Regions from separate parts of the Homo sapiens genome. Here region 2 is linked to region 1. The links are chromatin loops, found by intact Hi-C in ENCODE. Cell type or tissue: ascending aorta. All regions are shown on one strand. Each heading gives the region's core, and the rest is flanking DNA. Links, peaks and the distances in the headings are about the cores only. Region 1 overlaps LINC00670 (long intergenic non-protein coding RNA 670). Region 2 overlaps MYOCD (myocardin).

Region 1 (4,392 bases), core at 307-4,306:
GCAAAGCTGCTTCCTCATGGGAGGGGCGATTACTAAGTTTGGGAAATATTTCTTGAAATTAACAGATTTTGGACATGTCATGGGTACCATACTTGCCTTAGACATGCAACTTCAAGAAGAATTTTACTACCTCGAACTCCCCCTAACTTCTGCCCTCCCAACCAGACTGTTACCCCTTGAACTCTTCTATATAGAATTATGGAGACCTTAGGATCTCTGCTGATGAATGCTGTAAGCATGTCAGGGTAAGCGTGGGTTCTCTGGAAAACTAATGGTTTTCTTATTTTCCTGCAAAAGTAAATTTAGGACAACATATCATTATTAGATTTATAACATGGACTTTTTTTTTTCTTATTTATTTCTGGAGAAAGCACAGGAAGATACTCTTACCTACCATTTTAAGGTTTTTTTGTTTTGTTTTTGTTTTTGTTTTAACAGAGTCTCTCTCTGTCGCTCAGGCTGGAGCAAGGTGGTGTGATCTCTGCTCACTGCAACCTCCGCCTCCCAGGTTCAAGCAATTCTCCTGTCTCAGCCTCCTGAGTAGCTGGGACTACAGGCGCCCACCATCATGCCCAGCTAATTTTTGTATTTTTAGTAGAGATGGGGTTTCACCATATTTGTCAGGCTGGTCTTGAACTCCTGACTTCAGGTGATCCACCCGCCTTGGCTTCCCAAAGTGCTGGGATTACAAGCGTGAGCCACCACACCCAACCCATTTTAAGGTTTAAATACTTATCATTTATTACAGTTCATGGAAAACAGCATTCTCTTTAAACTTCTGGATTATTTTTTACACCTAATGTGAGCAAATGTTCATAAAGGCTTTTCCAGTATGAAGTGATGGATTTAGGCAAGCGGGTGCTTCTGAAAGACACGAAAAGACTCAGTAAGCACAGTTGCTATTTGTGAAAGAGACTGATGGGTACTTGTGGAAATTAGCAGCTCCCCGTCTTTTTTGGGCTGGTAATTGTTATGTGACCAAGCTCTGGCCAATGAGCTGTAATGGAAGTGTTGTGCGGGGCTTCTAGAAATCTCTTTAAAATAGAGGAGACCACACTTTCCCTCCTTTCTCTCTTTCCTCCTACTTGAAGTGTGCCGTTCTGATAGATAGCCATGATAGAGAATAGCTATTTGAGACCATGAAGTAACCTGGAGAATGGAAGCCACATGCTCAAGTTGGCAGAGGATACAGTTCAGAGCCTGGGTCCCTGATGACTCTTTGGTGTCACCATACCAGACATCACACCAGCCACAGGCTGCCTACCTCTGGACTCTTTTTATGATTAGGCCACTATTAGGAGAGTTTTTTAGTTTAGCAGCAAAATCTAATTCTAATTAATAGACTCTTACAGGAACAATCACTTCAACTCTAAGTTTCTATTGAAATAATTACCCATGGCTTATCTTCCTGTTTGGTAACTGTCTGAGCATTCCAGTCATGTTGTGGCATTGGTAGATCACAGGTCATCAGGCTAATGGAAAGTTACAGTTGACATAGTTTAGCAATAGCTCTGATGCAGCTTCCATAAGACCTAAGAGAATCCCCAGGGCTCTGTCTTTGAGCTGCCGTTGGCCAATCTTCTGTCTTTACCTGGCCTGTTGAATAATGGATATACACAGCCTAGCTCCTCCCTCTGCTATAAATATTCTAGACATGAGAAGCACCAAGCCATTTTTCTTTCAATTATTTTGTGACTCTTATGGCTATTTGACTTTTCTGCGTCGAAAAACAAACATAGAACATTAAGATAAAGCCAGGTCTGCCACAAATGCAAAAAAAAATTTTTTCTCTTCCCTTGAATGTTTTCCTAGTGACTCCTTTTGGAATGTTATTTTGAACTTACAAAGGTTCTTTTAAAAAAACTTTGTATATTTCTTTTAAGCATCCCTTGAGAAAGTCAGATTTAAACTTAGCAAACTCATTGGCTTTTTAAAAGCACGTTCTTAAAATAGTTGATGTAAATCTTGGTGGGAAATCTTTAGGTGCCCCGAATGGACAGAAATAGAAATGTTAATGGAAATGCCATTTGTGAAGACATTGGTGACGGCTCCATTCAGATGGACCCAATCAGGAAAGACGGGAGTTTGCAAACCATTCCAATGTGAGTCTGACTTTAGGAGCCCCAGAGGGGAAAAAAAATAAGAAGCCAGTGAAAGAAAGTAAGAGAGCAGGCGGTTATAATGGTGTTTGGACAGGAGAGACTCCTAGGTATGCATGTTAACACATTACAAAAGTCACAGTTATTTTCTAACCCTTTTATGGAGCAACCTCATCTTTCAAAGATTACAAATATTATTAAATGAATCACTCTGGTAGGTCTGCGAGGCTTGGCATGACGTCAGCTATTTTGCTGTAGGTCAACAGGAGAGTGAGGTCACAGAAGGTCCAAGCTACACGGAAAGCTAGTGGCAAAGGCCTCTGGGTGCTTGGCTTTACAGACTGAGGACTCTGAGCGTCAGATGTTTAGAAATGTGCTTAGTCACATGGGTGGCTCATAGTAAATCCAGGCAGTGCCAGCACAGAGGTGTGGCTTGGTGATGGTGCCGTGAGGCGACAGTAGAGTAGGAGCTTTATCTCCCCCAATTCTATTCCAGACATCCCGCAAACCGCCCCCCAAAATCAATCACGTTTATGAAGAGTTGAGTTTTCCTTAGTGTTATTTTAAGGATGATTAAAAATATCTACAGAAATACAATTCTGAGGCCGGGCGCGGTGGCTCACGCCTGCAATCCCAGCACTTTGGGAGGCTGAGGCGGGCAGATATCCTGAGGTCGGGAGTTCAAGACTGGCCTGACCAACATGGTGAAACCCCGTCTCTACTAAAAATACATAATTAGCTGGGTGTGGTGGCGCGTGCCTGTAGTCCTAGCTAATCGGGAGGCTGAGGCAGGAGAATCGTTTGAACCCAGGAAGCGGAGGTTGCAGTGAGCTGAGATGGTGCCATTGCACTGACTAGGCAACAAGAGCGAAACTCCATTTCAAATAAAAAAAAAAGAAATACAATTTGATTTGTCCCCTACCACTCTCACTTTCTCAGTACTTCTCTCCTGCTCTTCAAACCAGAGGACTTCCATTTCTCTGTAATTCTCCCACCCTCATTAAGTATTCCATATCCACCAGAATTCCCAGCCCACAGGTTTTTATGTGATAGTGCCTTGCTATATTTATTGCTATATTCATTGAAAGGCTTCAGTCTTTAATGGTACCAGGCAGATTTTTAGCATGTTAATAAATGTGGTTTAGGCCAAGCACGGTGGCTCGTGCCTGTAATCTCAACACTTTGGAAAGCTGAGGTGGGAGGATCGCTTGAGGCCAGGAGTTCAAGACTAGCCTGGACAACATAGTGAGACCCCCATCTCTACCAAAAATTAGCCAGCACGGTGGCTGAAGCCGGTAGTCTCAGCTACTCAAGAGGCCAGGCAGGAGGATTTTTTGAGCTCAGAGTTCAAGGTTACAGTGAGCTGTGATCGTCCCATTGCACTACAGCCAAGGCAGCAGAACAAGACCCTGTCTCTAAAAATAAAAATATGAATAAAATAAATGTTGTGGTTTAGAATTATAGATCCCACCATAAGTCTGGGCATTTTTGCTAAGAGTGCACTCTAGTCATGGTGACTATACCTCCTTATCTGCCCTGTTGTGCTACTGCTATTGTTATTATTACTGTCGTCTTTCACTTGAAAAAGTGTCCTAAGGCCGGGTGCAGTGGCTCATGCCTGTAATCCTAGCACTTTGGGAGGCTGAGTTGGGCGGATCACTTGAGGTCAGGAGTTCGAGACCAGCCTGGCCAACATGGCAAAACCTCATCTCTACTAAAAATACAAAAATTAGCCAAGTGTGGTGGGGTGCGCCTGTAGTCCCAGCTACTCCAGACGGTGAGGCAGGAAAATCACTTGAACCTGGGAAGCAGAGGTTGCAGTGAGAGCGGAGATGGCGCCACTGAGCTCCACCCTGGGTGACAGAGCAAGACTCTGTCTCAAAAAAAAAATTAAAGAAAAAAAAAAAACCCAAAAAACAGTGTCCTAAGTTTGCATGATAAATTATAGGCTGTTCCACAGCCAGGGGACAAAGGACTCGCAGGCTTTTGAGTCCAGAGGTTGGAGTGGAGTATGATGTATCCAGGTCCATTGCTGGGGCAGGCCAGTTGGTGTTGGCCATAGATGCCAGCTCCCTGTTATTAGAAAGGTAGATCATCGGGTTCAAGCCTCCTCCAAATGGAGATTTTTCCTCTGTCACATTGCAGACATGGTCCTTAAGGCTGGGACAGGGACCTGGCTTTGAGAAGCAGCCCATCCTGCGTGTAGCACTGACGGCAAGGGAGTTCTTTGTCAGACTGAGCTGAATGCTTCCTTCTGGAAGGGCCAAGGACATCTGCTCTGCCTTCTACCTGA
Region 2 (4,392 bases), core at 305-4,304, 100 kb before region 1:
GTTGGTCCTGAGAGGTTCCTTCTGGGAAAGCAAAGGCGGCCCTTCCTCAGAGTAGGAGGAGTGTGGGTGGAAAGGCTGGCATGCCACTCCCTCTCCTTCCTGGTTCAAGCCAAGCCCATGCAGAGAGGGACAAAGGTCACCTTATCTGACTGCCTCTGGAATGACCAAGTCTCCTGGCTCCGTGGTGTGACCCTGGGCCTCCGCTCCAATCTTCCCCAGCATGAGGCTGGCTGGGAGCTGATGGAGAGCGGTGTGCTGGCTATTGTCCCTGCAGACGCGTCGGGGCTGTGATGACAAGGACCTGCTTTGGGAAGCCCTGACATCATCCTCTGGCTATGCTCGCAGGACTGGCTCTGGGCACTGGCCCCTTGGGGATCTTGGGCTGGTGACTCGGAGCCTCTCCTCTCCCTCTTGGAAGTGATCAGATGAATGAGTCAGCTGTACTTTCTTTGCATAAACATTTAAAATGCCAAGATTAAAGCAAGATAATTGGAATCCTAGTTACCTTTCTGTGAAGACCCACACCAAGGGCAGGAAACCATGAAGTAGAATATGAAAATGCGCCTCCTTCCTTATCAACCTGTGAGCTGGCCCGGTCCACTGCAATAGAAGCTATTTTAAATCATGGACAGACTACCTCCTGACATCCTGGAAGAGACTGAAGCAAAATTTGTGTCCTAAGGGAGAAAGTCGTACACAGAAAGGTAGCTATAGTTTCAGTGTAGCTGTTGCCTAAAGACATTTGCATAGATTTAGCATGTCATAGTCTACAGACTGATTGGACTATCTAACCAAAGTCAGAACTCACTGCTCTGGAAAGCGATCAGATGCTTTTATTATGGAAATGGCATAATAGGTAGATGTTGGAATGACTAATTTTTTTTACTCAGATCCCTGGCACTTTAGAAATTTGCCTTATGTCTTTTTTTTTTTTTTTTTGAGATGGAGTTTCGCTCATCGCCCAAGCTGGAGTGCAGTGACGCGATCTTGGCTCACTGCAACTTCCACCTCCCAGGTTCAAGCGATTCTCCTGCCTCAGCCTCCCAAGTAGCTGGGATTACAGATGCCTGTCACCATGCCCAGCTAATTTTGTATTTTTAGTAGAGATGGGGTTTCTCCACGTTGGTCAGGTTGGTCTCGAACTTCTGATCCCAGGTGATCCACCACCGCTCAGCCTCCCAAAGTGCTGGGATTGCAGGCATGAGCCACCACGCCTGGCCTTTTTTTTCCTTTTTTTGAGAGATAGGGTCTCACTCTGTCACCCAGGCTGGTGTGCAGTGGTTTGATCATAGCTTACTGCAGCCTCAAACTCCTGGGTTCAAGTGATCCTCCTGCCTCAGCCTCCCGAGTAACTAGGACTACAGGCATGCACCAGTATGCCTGGCTAATTTTAAATTTTTTTGTAAAGATGAGGTGTCACTATGCTGCCCAGGATGATCTTCATGTCTTTTGATACACCTGATCCTAGGGCCACACAAGTCAGGAAAAGCAGTTAACCTGTGTAAATACCTGCCCTGCGTTGCTCTTGAGGTGAATCCTCTAGGGATGAAAAATAACATTAGGCAAGGCGGGCAGATCACGAGGTCAGGAGTTCGAGATCAGCCTTGCCAACATGGTGAAACCCCATCTCTACTAAAAATACAAAAATTAGCCAGGTGTGGTGCCACGCACCTGTAATCCCAGCTACTTGGAAGGCTGAGGCAGGAGAATTGTTTGAACCTGGGAGGTTGCAGTGAGCAGAGATCGCGCCATTGCACTCCAGCCTGGGCGACAAGAGCAAAAACTCCATCTCAAAAAAAAAAAAGTGCTTTATCCTGTCTCCCTTTTCTCTTTGACAGGATGCTCCTCAGCCCCTCCCAGAGCCTCAAGCTGCCCTCAGATTTCTAGAGGCCTCTCTCCAACTTCAGCTCCCACCTGGGCATGCCCTGCCCACCTCTCAATGATGCCTGAGATGGCTTCCACAGAGGCAAAGCCCTTACTTCACAGGGCGGCAGAGGCAGACTCCAGGCACTTCCTTTCTCTCTCAGCGCTCACCCTTTCCTCCCGCCACTCCCACACGCTCCAACACTCCCAGCTCCCTGATTCTCTTGCCCAACTCTTTCCCAGAACCATCCTCAGCAAAGTATTTGTCACGTATGCCTCAGTGTGTTTCTTTACCCCAAGGGTGGTTTACTCTTTGGAAATTATTTCTCATGATGGAATGATAGATTTTGTTCATGAGAAAGTTATGCCAAAGCAAAATGTTCTTTTTTATGCCAAAGCAAACAGCCCTACCATCTCACTCAGGGCCATGGTTATTATCTAGCTGCCTTCAAAATGAACGATCAGAGAGGGTGAAGACTTTTGGTGTCTCTGAAGAATGACTAGATTCTTAGTGAATAGGAGGGTTTTGTTATGAAGTCTAAGCGTGGGGCACATTGGTGAGCAGTGACTAGCACAGGATCTTTTATAAATGTAAATGATAGAAATGGGTGACTTCTGGACCAGCCCCGGAGGGGCTGAATTATTGCTTTCTACATGAAACGGTCATGGTGATAAAAAGAACAAATTTAGGTTTGACAATGGGGCTATATATTCTAAATCACGGGTTCTTTTTTTAAAAAGACTGGCTGGGCACGGTGGCTCACGCCTGTAATCTCAGCACTTTGGGAGGCCAAGGCGGGTGGATCACCTGAGGTGGGGAGTTCGAGACAAGCCTGACCAATGTGGAGAAACCCCATCTCTACTAAAAATACAAAATTAGCTGGGCATGGTGGTGGATGCCTGTAATTCCAGCTACTTGGGAGGCTGAGGCAGGAGAATCACTTGAACCCGGGAGACAGAGGTTGCGGTGAGCTGAAATCATGCCATTGCACTCCAGCCTGGGCAACAAGAGCGAAACTCTGTCTTAAAAAAACAACAACAAAAAAACCTGACTCAGGTGGGAAGACTGGCCCAGTCCCATGAAAAGGTGAGAACACTTTAGGAGAAGATGCTTGTCTTTTGGAGCTGAAAACCTGGGCCCTTCTACTGTTGGTAAAGCTGGGAAGGCCAGCCTGGGTTCTGTTTTACTCAAGCCAGGAGTCAGACATCTGGACAATATACGACTTTCGTGGGAGCTAAGGGATGTTCACGTTAAGTGAAGAAAATGCTCTGATGACCAGCGAGAGAATTAACAAGCTAGAAGTAAGCCTGTAGGGGTCTCAACACAGAGGGATATTTCAGTAATAATTACCACTCATAAACTGAGCAAGACCATGCTAAACTCCAGGATATCATTTCTGTTCTCATGAATCATCGCTTTCATGTAACACAATGCTTTTGGTATTCAGTGTTCTGGCCTGATAAGCGGTTTTCTACGAAGGCGAAATAGGCAATGAGGTGCATGCTCTCAGATACAGCCCCGAGGAGGACCAAGTCCCCTATTACCCTACAGAATGTCATTTTAGGGTGATGAACCTGTTTTTTTCCCTCCACCTGGAAACTGTAAGACTCTATGAATTCAGAAAGTCAACTTGCAGCCTGGGAGTGGGATCAGAAACTGGTACTCAAGAGGAGAGGGGAAGAGACGCGGTGCTTTCATCCAGCTGACTGCAAGAGGGATGATGTCTGGGAGTAAGAAGGAAAATCCCAGGGTAGGGACAGTCCTCTGTCAAAAATGTCCTTCCCTGTGTTGGGAGAGGTTCTAGATTCTAGAGTTTCTATTGCAGGGTTGGAGAATTGTTGGTCCTTAATGAAGTTTGGAGGGAGGGAGACAATGAGTAAATGATCCTCTCAGAGCTTGGCAGAAACTCAGAAACACAGCTGCAGAGAGAGCTGGAAAATGTAAACACATCTGGAAAGGCACGTGGACAGGGGAGGGAAAATACCCAGAGGCTGGAAGAATGATACACAGTGCAACCACAACCAAGGGAGAAGATATGATCACAAGAAGTGACATACAGAATAGTGAGCTGGGTCACCTTCGCCATTGGAAGGACTATAGCTGTCTCTATAGCTGTCTCTAAATGCGCTCTCTGTAGCTGTCTCTAAGCAACTCTCTCTGTCTTTATGATATTCCTGTTCACCTTTCCCCTAAAAACTCAGGCACATTTAAAGGGTCATTGCTAAAGAGGCTGATGCGTAGATGAGTAACAGGTGCTCAATTGCCCATTACTGCTGTCCACTTTTGGATTTTTCTTGGATTAAGTCACCCTGTATCTTCTGCCTCTTTCTCTAGCCATTCCTTTTGTTTATTAGTCACAGATTCCCTGTTTCTATGTTAAACACTACTGCGTGGGAGCCTCATTTTAGACCTCTTCTCTTTTTATACATCCTAATTCCCCGCAACTACCTTCCTCCACTGGGCGCTCATGATTCTTCAGAGAAACTTAGAACAACTGGGAGCCAATACTGTCTACTACTTGAGGCCAA

What was found. Hi-C counts contacts between places; a loop is a spot of excess contacts. Peaks named below come from ENCODE experiments on the same cell type or tissue, not always from the same donor. Only the 100,000 strongest peaks of a DNase experiment are listed, where the experiment ranks them.
Region 2: a loop joins it to region 1, with 3 times the contacts of the local background. A loop is called at or near these places in 1 of 110 quality-filtered maps.

The regions. Positions count from the first base shown.
Region 1 is chr17:12,625,413-12,629,804 of GRCh38, reverse strand. All of the region lies in intron 3 of LINC00670 (long intergenic non-protein coding RNA 670), which reads right to left. Among named protein-coding and RNA genes, the nearest start is that of MYOCD, 38 kb to the left of the region's middle. In ascending aorta, for the core only: no CTCF peak of the experiment used is centred there; DNase peaks (open chromatin) are centred at 1,477 and 2,414; H3K4me3 peaks cover 469 bases; H3K27ac peaks cover 4,000 bases.
Region 2 is chr17:12,726,994-12,731,385 of GRCh38, reverse strand. All of the region lies in intron 5 of MYOCD (myocardin), which reads right to left. Among named protein-coding and RNA genes, the nearest start is that of MYOCD-AS1, 23 kb to the right of the region's middle. In ascending aorta, for the core only: no CTCF peak of the experiment used is centred there; a DNase peak (open chromatin) is centred at 2,045; H3K27ac peaks cover 4,000 bases.